2 separate regions of the Homo sapiens genome follow, and region 2 is linked to region 1. Evidence: read pairs that join two places in POLR2A ChIA-PET (ENCODE). Cell type or tissue: K562. All regions are shown on one strand.

Region 1 (5,000 bases):
TCTGTCGCCCAGGCTGGAGTGCAGTGGCACAATCTCAGCTCACTGCAAGCTCCGCCTCCGGGGTTCATGCCATTCTCCTGCTTCAGCCTCCCGAGTAGCTGGGACTACAGGTGCCCGCCATCGCGCCTGGCTAACGTTTTTTTTTTTTTTTTTTTTATTTTTTAGTAGAGCCGGGGTTTCACCGTGTTAGCCAGGATGGTCTTGATCTCCTGACCTAGTGATCCGCCCGCCTCGGCCTCCCAAAGTGCTGGGATTACAGGCATGAGCCACCACGCCTGACCAATTTTTTGTATTTTTAGTAGAGATGAGGTTTCACCGTGTTGGGCAGGCTGGTCTTGAACTCCTGACCTCAGTTGATCCATCCGCCTTGGCCTCCCAAAATGCTGGGATTACAGGTGTGAGCCACCGCACCCAGCCAACCATACATTCTTTAACAACCATTTGCTTTTTTTTTGTTTGTTTGTTTGAGATGGAGTCTCGCCCTGTCACCCAGGCTGGAGTACAATGGAACACACTGCAACCTCCGCCTCCCAGGTTCAAGCAATTCTCCTGTCTCAGCCTCTCAAGCAGCTGGAATTACAGGCATGCGCCACCAAGCCTGGCTAATTTTTGTATTTTTGGTAGACACAGGGTTTCACCATGTTGGCTAAGCTGGTCTCGAGCTCCTGAACTCAAGTGATCCAACCGCCTTGGCCTCCCGAAGTGCTGGAATCACAGGCGTGAGTCACTGCACCCAGCTTCGGATATGCTATTTTCGAAGAGTCTTTTCCATGCTTAAAAACATTTGGGGGCTGGACCGAGTGGCTCATGCCTGTAATCCCAACACTTTGGGAGGCTGAGGTCGGTGGATCACCTGAGCTTAGGAGTTCGAGACCAGCCTAGGCAACATGGTGAAACCTCATCTCTACCAAAAATACAAAAAATTAGCCGGGCATGATGCCACGCACTTATAGCTACTTGGAAGGCTGAGGTGGGAGGATCACTTGAGCCTAGGAGGTGGAGGTTGCAGTGAGCCAAGATTGCACCACTGCACTCCAGGCTGGGTGACCAAGTGAGACCCTCTCTCACCAAAAAAAAAAAAAAAAGCTTGAGTCCAGGAGTTCAGGATCCATTGGGGGAACATGGTGAAACCCCATCTCTACACAAAATACAAAAAATTAGCCGGGTGTGATGGCACACACCTATAGTTCCAGTTACTTGGGAGGCTGAGGTAGGAGGATCACCTGAGACTGGGAGGCAGATGTTGCAGTGAGCCATGACTGCGCCACTGCACTCCAGCCTGGGTGACAGAACAAGACCCTTAGAAAAAAAAATACGAACATTTGGGTTTTTTATTATAAAAGTACTTATGTTGGCCAGGCACAGTGTCTCACACCTGTAATCCATTGGGTGGATGGCTTGAGCCCAGGACTTTGAGACCAGCCTGGGCAACGTGGCAAAACCTGTCTCTACAAAAAATAAAAAATTAGCTGGGCATGGTGGCACATTTCCTGTAGTGCTAGCTACTCAGGAGGCTGAGACAGGAGGACTGCTTAAGCCCGGGAGGTTGAGGCTGCAGTGAGCCAAGATGGCACCATTGTACTTCACTCTAACCTGGGCGACAGAGCAAAACCCATCTCAAAAAAAAAAAAAAAAAAAAAGCTGGGTGCGGTCAGTGGCTCACGCCTATAATCCCAGCATTCTGGGAGGCCAAGGTAGGCGGATCACCGGAGGTCAGGAGTTCAAGACCAGCCTGGCCAACATGGTGAAACCCTATCTCTACTAAAAATACAAAAATTAGTCAGGCATGGTGGCGGTTGCCTGTAATTCCAGCTACTCTGGAGGCTGAGGCAGGAGAATTGCTTGAACCCAGGAGGTGGAGGTTGCAGTGAGCCGAGATTGTGCCACTGCACTCCAGCCTGAATGACAGAGCAAGACTCCATCTCAAAAAAAAAAAAAAAAAAAAAAAAAAAAAAAAAAAAAAAAAAAAAACTTGATATGGGCCGGGCGCGGTGGCTCACACCTGTAATCCCAATACTTTGGGAGGCTGATGCAGGCGGATCACTTAAAGTGGGAAAATCGCTTGAACCCAGGAGGCAGAGGTTGCAGTGAGCCAAGATCACACCACTGCACTCAAGGCTGGGTGACAGAGTGAGACCCTGTCTCAAAAACAAAACAAAACCTGATATGTGGCAAAATACTGAAAGAATGCAGAAGACTGAAAAGCTGAAGTCCTCTTCTTCCCCAGAGCTGCTTCTGTCCTTTGAAAAACATTCTGTACATATTCAAGGCATATTAATCTCTTGTTATACAGGTGATGTTGACAGTGGCCAGCAGATATGTATGTCCCTTTCCTGTAGGTGACAGACCCAATTGCTGCACACAGGTGGTCACAGTAAACAGAAAGCTGGCAGCACTCCCACTTGGAAGGGCTGATAGGCTTGGCCTTAGAGTTGTGGGAGGACACTCCCTGATCAGGGTACGAACCCTTCTCTCTGCCCCTTCCAACTCCTGTGGAGTGTGTCTGTATCTAGTTGGTGCTAACTGCTACGTGCTTGGCAGGGCAAGGCAGGGTCACCACCTCAGCAGGCGTTTGTCCTCCTCCGGCATGATGCTACCCTAGCTGCCCAAGGTTCTAGCCTGTGTATGTTATTACATGGATTTTTTTACACATAAATACATAGACTTCAACTCACTTTTCTTTTTACAAAGTATACAATATACCTTGGATGTATTTATATCCCAAGACAGGGTTCTCATTCTTTTTCATGTGTTTTACTGTATGGGTAATATGGGTAATAATTTTTTTTTTTTTCTGAGACAGAGTCTCGCTCTGTAGCCCAGGCTGGAGTGCAGTGGCGAAATCTCAGCTCACTGAAATCTCCGTCTTCCGGGCTCCATCTTACATGCCCATAATCCCAGCTACTCAGGACGCTGAGGTAGGAGAATTGCTTGAACCTGGGAGACAAAGGTTGCAGTGAGCCGAGATTGCACCACTGCACTCCAGCCTGGGCAACAGAGCTAGACCCTGTCTCAACAACAACAACAAAGAAGGAGGAGAAGGAGGAAGAAGGAGAAGAAAAGAAAAAAAAAAGTCGTCAAAGGATATTAATTGTCGATAGATAACAGATAATGCCAAAAAATATAGAAGCAATTCTTAAAACACAGTGTTGGAACTGGTCCACAGCTCTGATTTTTAATGAGCTCCCATTTCTGAGGCCAATATAAACTTCATTCTATGCTGCCCATCTCTGACAGGTGGGCATTAACTACCAGCCCCCCACGGTGGTCCCTGTGGGAGACCTGGCCAAAGTGCAGCGGGCGGTGTGCATGCTGAGCAACACCACGGCCATCACGGAGGCCTGGGCCTGCCTGGACCATAAGTTCGGCCAAGTGCGCCTTAGTGCACTGGTACGTGGGGGAGGGCATGGCAGTGGGGGAATTCTCCGAGGCCCGCGAGGATCTGGCAGCTCTGGAGGATTATGAAGATGTGGGCATGGATTCCGTGGAAGCTGAGGCTGAAGAAGGCGAAGAATAGTGAGGGGAGGGTGCGGCAGGCAACCATCCCTCTGTATTCCCCACCATAACGCTAGGAGAGCTAATTACCTATTAAAATTTCCGTATTGCAAATTAGCCGGGCGTGGTGGCGGGCGCTTGTAGTCCCAGCTACTGTGGAGGGTGAGGCAGCCGAATGGCGTGAACCCGGGAGGCGGAGTTTGCAGTGAGCCGAGATCGCGCCACTGCACTCCAGCCTGGGCGACAGAGCGAGACTCCGGTCTCAGGAAAATAATAATAAAATAAAAAATAAAATTTCTGTATTGCGATACTGTCTTTCTCCTGTGTTGTACTTTGAGAGATTCCTCCTCCAGATAACCCTCCCTGAAGTCCACCTCCCCAGTACGAGAGTGAGTGCGGGCTCTGGTTTTTGTCGGGTTCTTTCGTGCAAGCGTCCCAGGCCCCGTTTTATTTCTTCCGTCAGAGGTCATTCCGAGGCGAGCTGCCGCCCCTGCGGCTTTCGAGGCTCCCAGGACACTGCCGCTTTCCGCTCCCGGGCCGCTCCCGAACGCTGGGGCCGCTCCATCGTGCCGGGGTGTTTACGGAGAAAAGTGAGGCCTGAGCGGACGAAAGAGAAGCCCACGTGGGCGACAATACTGGTAGTCCAGGGAGCTGGGACGACGCGGGCGCGTCAGAAACTCGCACGCTCGCGCCGCTTACTAACCCAGCTAGCTAGGACCTCGCCCCGCCCCGCCCCGGTGGCGGGGGCACCTCCGGCTCTCCAGTCTCTATGGTACCAACTTCCGGCGCGCGCTACCCCTCGCGAGACTTCGGCGGCGCAGCAATGGCCAGAGCGTGAGTGCCGCTGACAGAAGTCAAGAGAATCGGCTGGGACGGGGTTGGGGCGACAACGGGCCGGGGGGGACCCGACAGGCCAGAGCCCCTTGGGGAGGAGCGGCGGCTGGAGGCGCGAGGCTCCTCCGGATGCCCGGAGAGCCGCTTGCGACTTAACTCCCGCCTCTTTCCCAGATGCCGCGTCACTGCTCCGCCGCCGGCTGCTGCACACGGGACACGCGCGAGACGCGCAACCGCGGCATCTCCTTCCACAGGTCAGCGCGCGTGCGCCGCGGGCTCACGTGCGCATGCGCTAGTTGTTGCTCGCCTCGGGTCGCAACTGCGTAGAGGCTTCGCGCCTTTCTCAGATACTGAGGAGGCTTGAACCTGTGGGTGGGAGGTGAAGCGGAACGGTCCCGGCGGGACTGAATGCAGTCGGGAAGGGGAGGACGGGAAGTCTAGCCGGCTTGGACCCGCCCCACTCTGTTACCTGCCAGATGACGCTGAGGAAACTGCTTTTCTTCTCGAGGCCTCCGTTGCCTCGTCTGTGCCCGGGCGGTGGTGCTTACCCGGCGGGGTCGCAGGGAGGTCTCGTGGCGGCGCGTGTTGGGTCTGCGTTTCCCCTCTGGGGTGCTTGGGCAGCATGAGCCCAGGGCTGTGGACAGCCTGGTGCTCACGGGTTTGTGGCTCCA
Region 2 (5,000 bases), 200 kb after region 1:
ATGCATTTTACAAAATGTTTTTCCTATGCTCTCCCCTCACACTGTTGAGTGTTCTTCGTAAGCTTAAGTTTTGATGAGCACATAATATTTTGTCAGGAAGGTATACCAAAATTTAGTAACCACTTTCCTAATCTGATTCTGAACATTCCTCAGAAGCTGAGTCATCTGGGCCACGGCAAGGGTTGAAACTCCCTAAGAAGGGGCATCAGGGATTACCCCTGCCCTCCCCACCACCCCTGCTGTGTGTTGCTGGCTGCCTTGGCTGGGCTGACTTGTGCGTGCATCATGGTGGTTCTCCTGAATTTTCCAGGCCCTGGGGATGAGAGTTTGAAAAGTCTCTCAAACTCAGGGTGAGTGCTCTGAAGATCCAGATAATTCTCTTCTCAAGGCTGCAACCAGTTTTTGCCCTTATCTGACAACCTTTTTCTTTCTTTTTTTTTTTTTTTTTGAGATGGGAGTCTCGCTCTGTCGCCCACGCTGGAATGCAGTGGCACGATCTTGGCTCACTGCAAGCTCCGCCTCCCGGGTTGACGCCATTCTCCTGCCTCAGCCTCCCGAGTAGCTGGGACTACAGGCGCCCACCACCACGCCCGGCTAATTTTTTGTATTTTTATTAGAGATGGGGTTTCACCGTGTTAGCCAGGATGGTCTCGATCTCCTGACCTCATGATCTGCCCGCCTCGGCCTCCCAAGTTGCTGAGATTACAGGCGTGAGCCACCGCGCCTGGCCCTGACAACCTCTTTCTTAAAAGAAAAAAAAATCACAGAAGTATCTCATATTGTCAGTGGAAGTAGTTCCAGCAACGATACTTCCCAATTTATATGTTTCATGTATTCAGGTTTTAGTACGTTGACTGCTTAAAACAAAGCATGGCTGTAACATCCCTGGGAAATGATCATTTCCTCTGATTGCCAGGTTGTGTGCACGTGGAGGACAGCTGTGCAATTCCTATCCAACTTCTTTCCAGTGGGCATTCTAGGACCCACAGTGGCCAGTAGCAAATGCTACTTTTCTGGGGTTTTTGTTAAAAGGGGAAGACTGTAGCCGCTGCTAGCACTGCCTGTGTTCTACTGTAGTTTTGTTCCCAGCTGTGATGCCACACTCTTTCCTACAGACCTCCCGACCTCTTTTGTGAAGGAGATCCATGATTTTGTGCTGGAGCAGTTCAACACGAGCCAGGGGGAGCTCCAGAAGATTCTACATGACGCAGACCGGATCCACAATGAGCTGAGCCCCCTCAAACTGCGCTGTCAGGCGAATGCTGCCTGTGTGGACCTCATGGTGTGGGCTGTGAAGGACGAGCAGGGTGAGACAGACTGCCTTGCCTCTCATGTGAGCTCCAGGCATGACCCAGAGGCTTTCTTGCCACAAGTTTCCCCAAACTACTTCTAGAACACTTGGCTCTGTTACCAGCACAGGCAGTTGCAGTAGGCCTCCTGGGCACGTGCAGAGTGGAGCATTAGCCCCTGCTGTGCTCTGCACGTCTGGTGTCCTGTCCTGCATGGAGGGCACTGGACCTGGGAGGATGGGGATGCCCGTGGCCTCAGGGCCTGTGTATGCTCTCTGCTGCATCTTGCTGGTTCTTTAGGCTTTTCTGTGGTGACATGGAAGCTCAGTGCCTTCAGGTGAAGTGTTTTTCTGGGGGAGGAGTAGAATGGGAAGTTTTCTGTGGAATGAACACTGCGGGGACAAGGGGGCTTAGGGCCAGCGGAGAAGAGAGAGAGAGTGTCACACACTGTGTGACCTCTCAGTATGAATAAGCCCTGCCTAAAGTATGTCTCTGGGGTTTTATTAAATTCTGTGCTTACTTGGTGGATAAGTGTGTTAGAAAGACTGGCCTGTGCTGATCACTCATCTCCTCTTCTGGTTTTGAATTAAGGTGCAGAAAACCTTTGCATCAAGCTATCTGAGAAGCTGCAGTCCAAGACGTCCAGCAAAGTCATTATTGCTCACTTGCCCCTGCTGATCTGCTGTCTGCAGGTCAGTCTCCCTGAACCCAGAGAGGCTCAGATCCCACCTGTAGGGCCTCCCTCTTGTCACGCTGTTGCTGTTCAGGCTGTGGTGGGCACACCAGCAGCGGAGACCCTGCCGGTTCTGTCTTTAGGAGCTTTAACCAGTGCGTGCTGTGCACAGTTCATCACTGAGTGTGGGCTGCCCCCTGCAGGATGCCAGGGCTTTCTGTCAGTGGCATATGGGTGCAGCTGGCTTCAGTTCTCCGTTGTTGTGAGGCTGGGGGCCATTCCCAAGGCCTGTGGGGGAAGGACTGTGGACATGTGCCATGGGGCCACGCAAGGGGATGTCTCCTGACACCCACAGTGCTAGCTCTGCTCTGCCGAGACTCTTAACCTTGTCACAATCCCACTGACTCCACACCTGCCATTGTTTAAAAATTATATTTTGTCCCTTTCTTCTTTAGTATGCTTCCAAAAGAGATGAGCACACTTTAACAATCTATATCCCCTGGCCAGGTACGGTTGCTCACTCCTGTAATCCCGATACTTTGGGAGGCAGAGGTGGGAGGATCGCTTGAGCCCAACCTGGGCAACATAGTGAGACTCCGTCTGCACAAAAAATTTAAAAAATTAGAATTAGTTAGGGATGATGGTGTGTGCCTACAGTCCCAGCTACTCAGGAGGCTGAGGTGGGAGGATTGCTTAAGCCCAGTAAGTCAAGGCTGCAGTAAGCCATGATCGTGCCACTGCACTCCAGCCTGGGCGACAGCGAGACCCTGTCTCAAAAACAAAACAAAAAAATAGTAGTTGATGTCCCCTATAGGTGGAGGAGAGTCAGCACCATCGCTTCCATCTTTTTATGTCCTGGGCAGGTGGCCTGTGGGAGCTTTGACCTTCGAAGTTTTGGGTCAGACTTGGGTACTGAAGGGTTGAGCACCTCCCTGCTCAGGGCCTACTCAGATGGTCCCATACCACAGGCCATGTGACAGGTTGATGGTGTGTTGCAGGGTTTGGGCCGCCTGTGCGAGAGGTTCCCGGTGGTGGTGCACTCTGTGACACCGTCCTTGCGAGACTTCCTGGTCATCCCGTCCCCAGTTCTGGTGAAGCTCTACAAGTACCACAGTCAGTACCACACAGGTAATAACAGACTATGTGCCCTTCAGGCCCTGAGAAAGGGGCTCTGTGACTGTGTGTGAGCCTCACACAGGTTTCATGACTGTACCTGGGTGCATTCCTTCGCCACACCTTTCCTTCTGTCTTTCCCTTTGCGTCCCCTCCAAGCTCCAGGCCTTTCTTCCCCGGCCTTCTCTCATCCTGTATTCCTGTTACACCAAAGGCCCCTTCAAGTCCTGTTTTCTTTTTGACATCTTTCACTGTGGAAGTCTGAAATGCAAATCCTGTGTGCCCCAAACACTTAGCCAGGGGCCCAGTCCCTGCTACCCCTGCGAGAATGGATTATGATGTTTCCACATATGATGAAACAATAATTAACATTAATTAATTAAACACCTGCTGTGTGCTAGTGTCTCTGATGTAGTATCACCCTCTTACCCACAGTCTCATGAAGGTGGCTGTTTTTATCTTCCCCTTCAGATGAAGACTTAAAGTCAGAGCAGTTTAAAGATTTAGCCAGGCGTGATGGCGCTCACCTGTAGTCCTAGCTACTCAGGAGGCTGAAGTTGTAGGATGGCTTGAGCCCAGGAGGTTGAGGATGCAGTGAGCTGTGATAGCGCCACTGCATTCCGGCCTGGGTGACAGAGCAAGACCCTATCTCAAAAACAAACAAAAAACAAGACTTCCCTGAACCCCGTAGTGGGGAGGGTTCTCTCAGGCTCTAAGGCCCCTGCTCCCGCAAGCATCCCTAACCCTCACCAGGCTTTGTACATATTAGTGAGGTAACTCCAAGCACAGGGCCATGCCTCAGTCGCCCTCAGAGCTGCCTTTGGTGGTTGGTCATCAGTACTTTTGAACAGTTGATTGAGAAATTGGTAGTTTTCTGTATTTATCACTTTCTAACTTGAATATTCTTCCTTTTGATTTAAACATATTATTTCCTGTTGCTCTTAGACTCTTCTCTTTCTGAAATATTTGGTCAGATGTTTTTAGAGTGATCATTTTGCTTTTATAAATGATCAGCATATTATCTTGGTTTTTGAATTACAAAGAAGGTGATGGAAAATGATAGGCCTAACTAGGTATATATTTGAATTTTTTACTTTCAGTTGCTGGCAATGATATAAAAATCAGTGTGACCAATGAGCATTCCGAGTCAACCCTGAACGTCATGTCGGGTAAGAAGAGCCAGCCCTCCATGTACGAGCAGCTCCGAGACATCGCTATTGACAACATCTGCAGGTGGGAAGCTGGGCAAGTGGCGAGTAGACAGCAGTGCTCCAGACAAGCGGGTTATTACAAAATAAGAGACATTTATACTTCTTTTTTGAGATTGAGTCTCGCTCTGTTGCCCAGGCTGGAATGCAGTGGCACAATCTCGGCTCACTGCTACCTCTGCCTCCTGGGTTCAAGCTATTTTCCTGCCTCAGCCTCCCCCGAGTAGCTGGGATTACAGGCGCCCACCACCACGCCCAGCTAATTTTTGTATTTTTAGTAGAGATGGGGTTGCACCACGTTGGCCAGGCTGGTCTCGAACTCCTGACCTCAGGTGATCCACCTGCCTTGGTCTCCCAAAGTGCTGGGATTACAGGTGTGAGCCACTGCACCCACCCCATTTATACATTTTTTTTTATACAGTCTTGCACTGTTGCCTGGGGCGGGAGTGCAATGGCGCAATCTCAGCTCACAGCAACCTCTGCCTCCTGGGTTCATGCAATTCTCCTGCCTCAGCCTCCCAGGTAGCTGGGATTACAGGCACACACCACCATTCTTGGCTAATTTTTTATATTTTTAGTAGAGATGGGATTTCACTATGTTGGCCAGACTGGTCTCAAACTTGTGACCTCGTGATCCGCCTGCCTCAGCCTCCCAAAGTGCTGGGATTACAAGCGTGAGCCACCGTGCCTGGCTGCATTTATACTTTTTTAAAGCTT

The links. Peaks named below come from ENCODE experiments on the same cell type or tissue, not always from the same donor. Only the 100,000 strongest peaks of a DNase experiment are listed, where the experiment ranks them.
Region 2: POLR2A ChIA-PET joins it to region 1 with 9 read pairs; 4 of 35 experiments call an interaction of 5 or more read pairs at or near these places.

Annotation. Positions count from the first base shown.
Region 1 is chr22:21,001,415-21,006,414 of GRCh38, reverse strand. It overlaps THAP7 (THAP domain containing 7), which reads left to right and starts at 4,297. Exons shown (of 4, transcript NM_030573.3): 1 at 4,297-4,583. The coding sequence starts at 4,504. It overlaps THAP7-AS1 (THAP7 antisense RNA 1), which reads right to left and starts at 4,493. Exons shown (of 2, transcript NR_027051.1): 1 at 3,586-4,493. RefSeq lists silencers at 3,302-3,692, 4,334-4,443, 4,464-4,633. In K562, CTCF peaks have their summits at 4,031 and 4,231; DNase peaks (open chromatin) are centred at 2,443, 3,474, 4,244 and 4,604; H3K4me3 peaks cover 2,224 bases.
Region 2 is chr22:20,801,281-20,806,280 of GRCh38, reverse strand. It overlaps PI4KA (phosphatidylinositol 4-kinase alpha), which reads left to right. Exons shown (of 55, transcript NM_058004.4): 11 at 1,116-1,307; 12 at 1,881-1,981; 13 at 2,961-3,090; 14 at 4,176-4,308. Among named protein-coding and RNA genes, the nearest start is that of SERPIND1, 30 kb to the right of the region's middle. In K562, a CTCF peak has its summit at 2,156 (motif pointing left); DNase peaks (open chromatin) are centred at 199 and 2,160.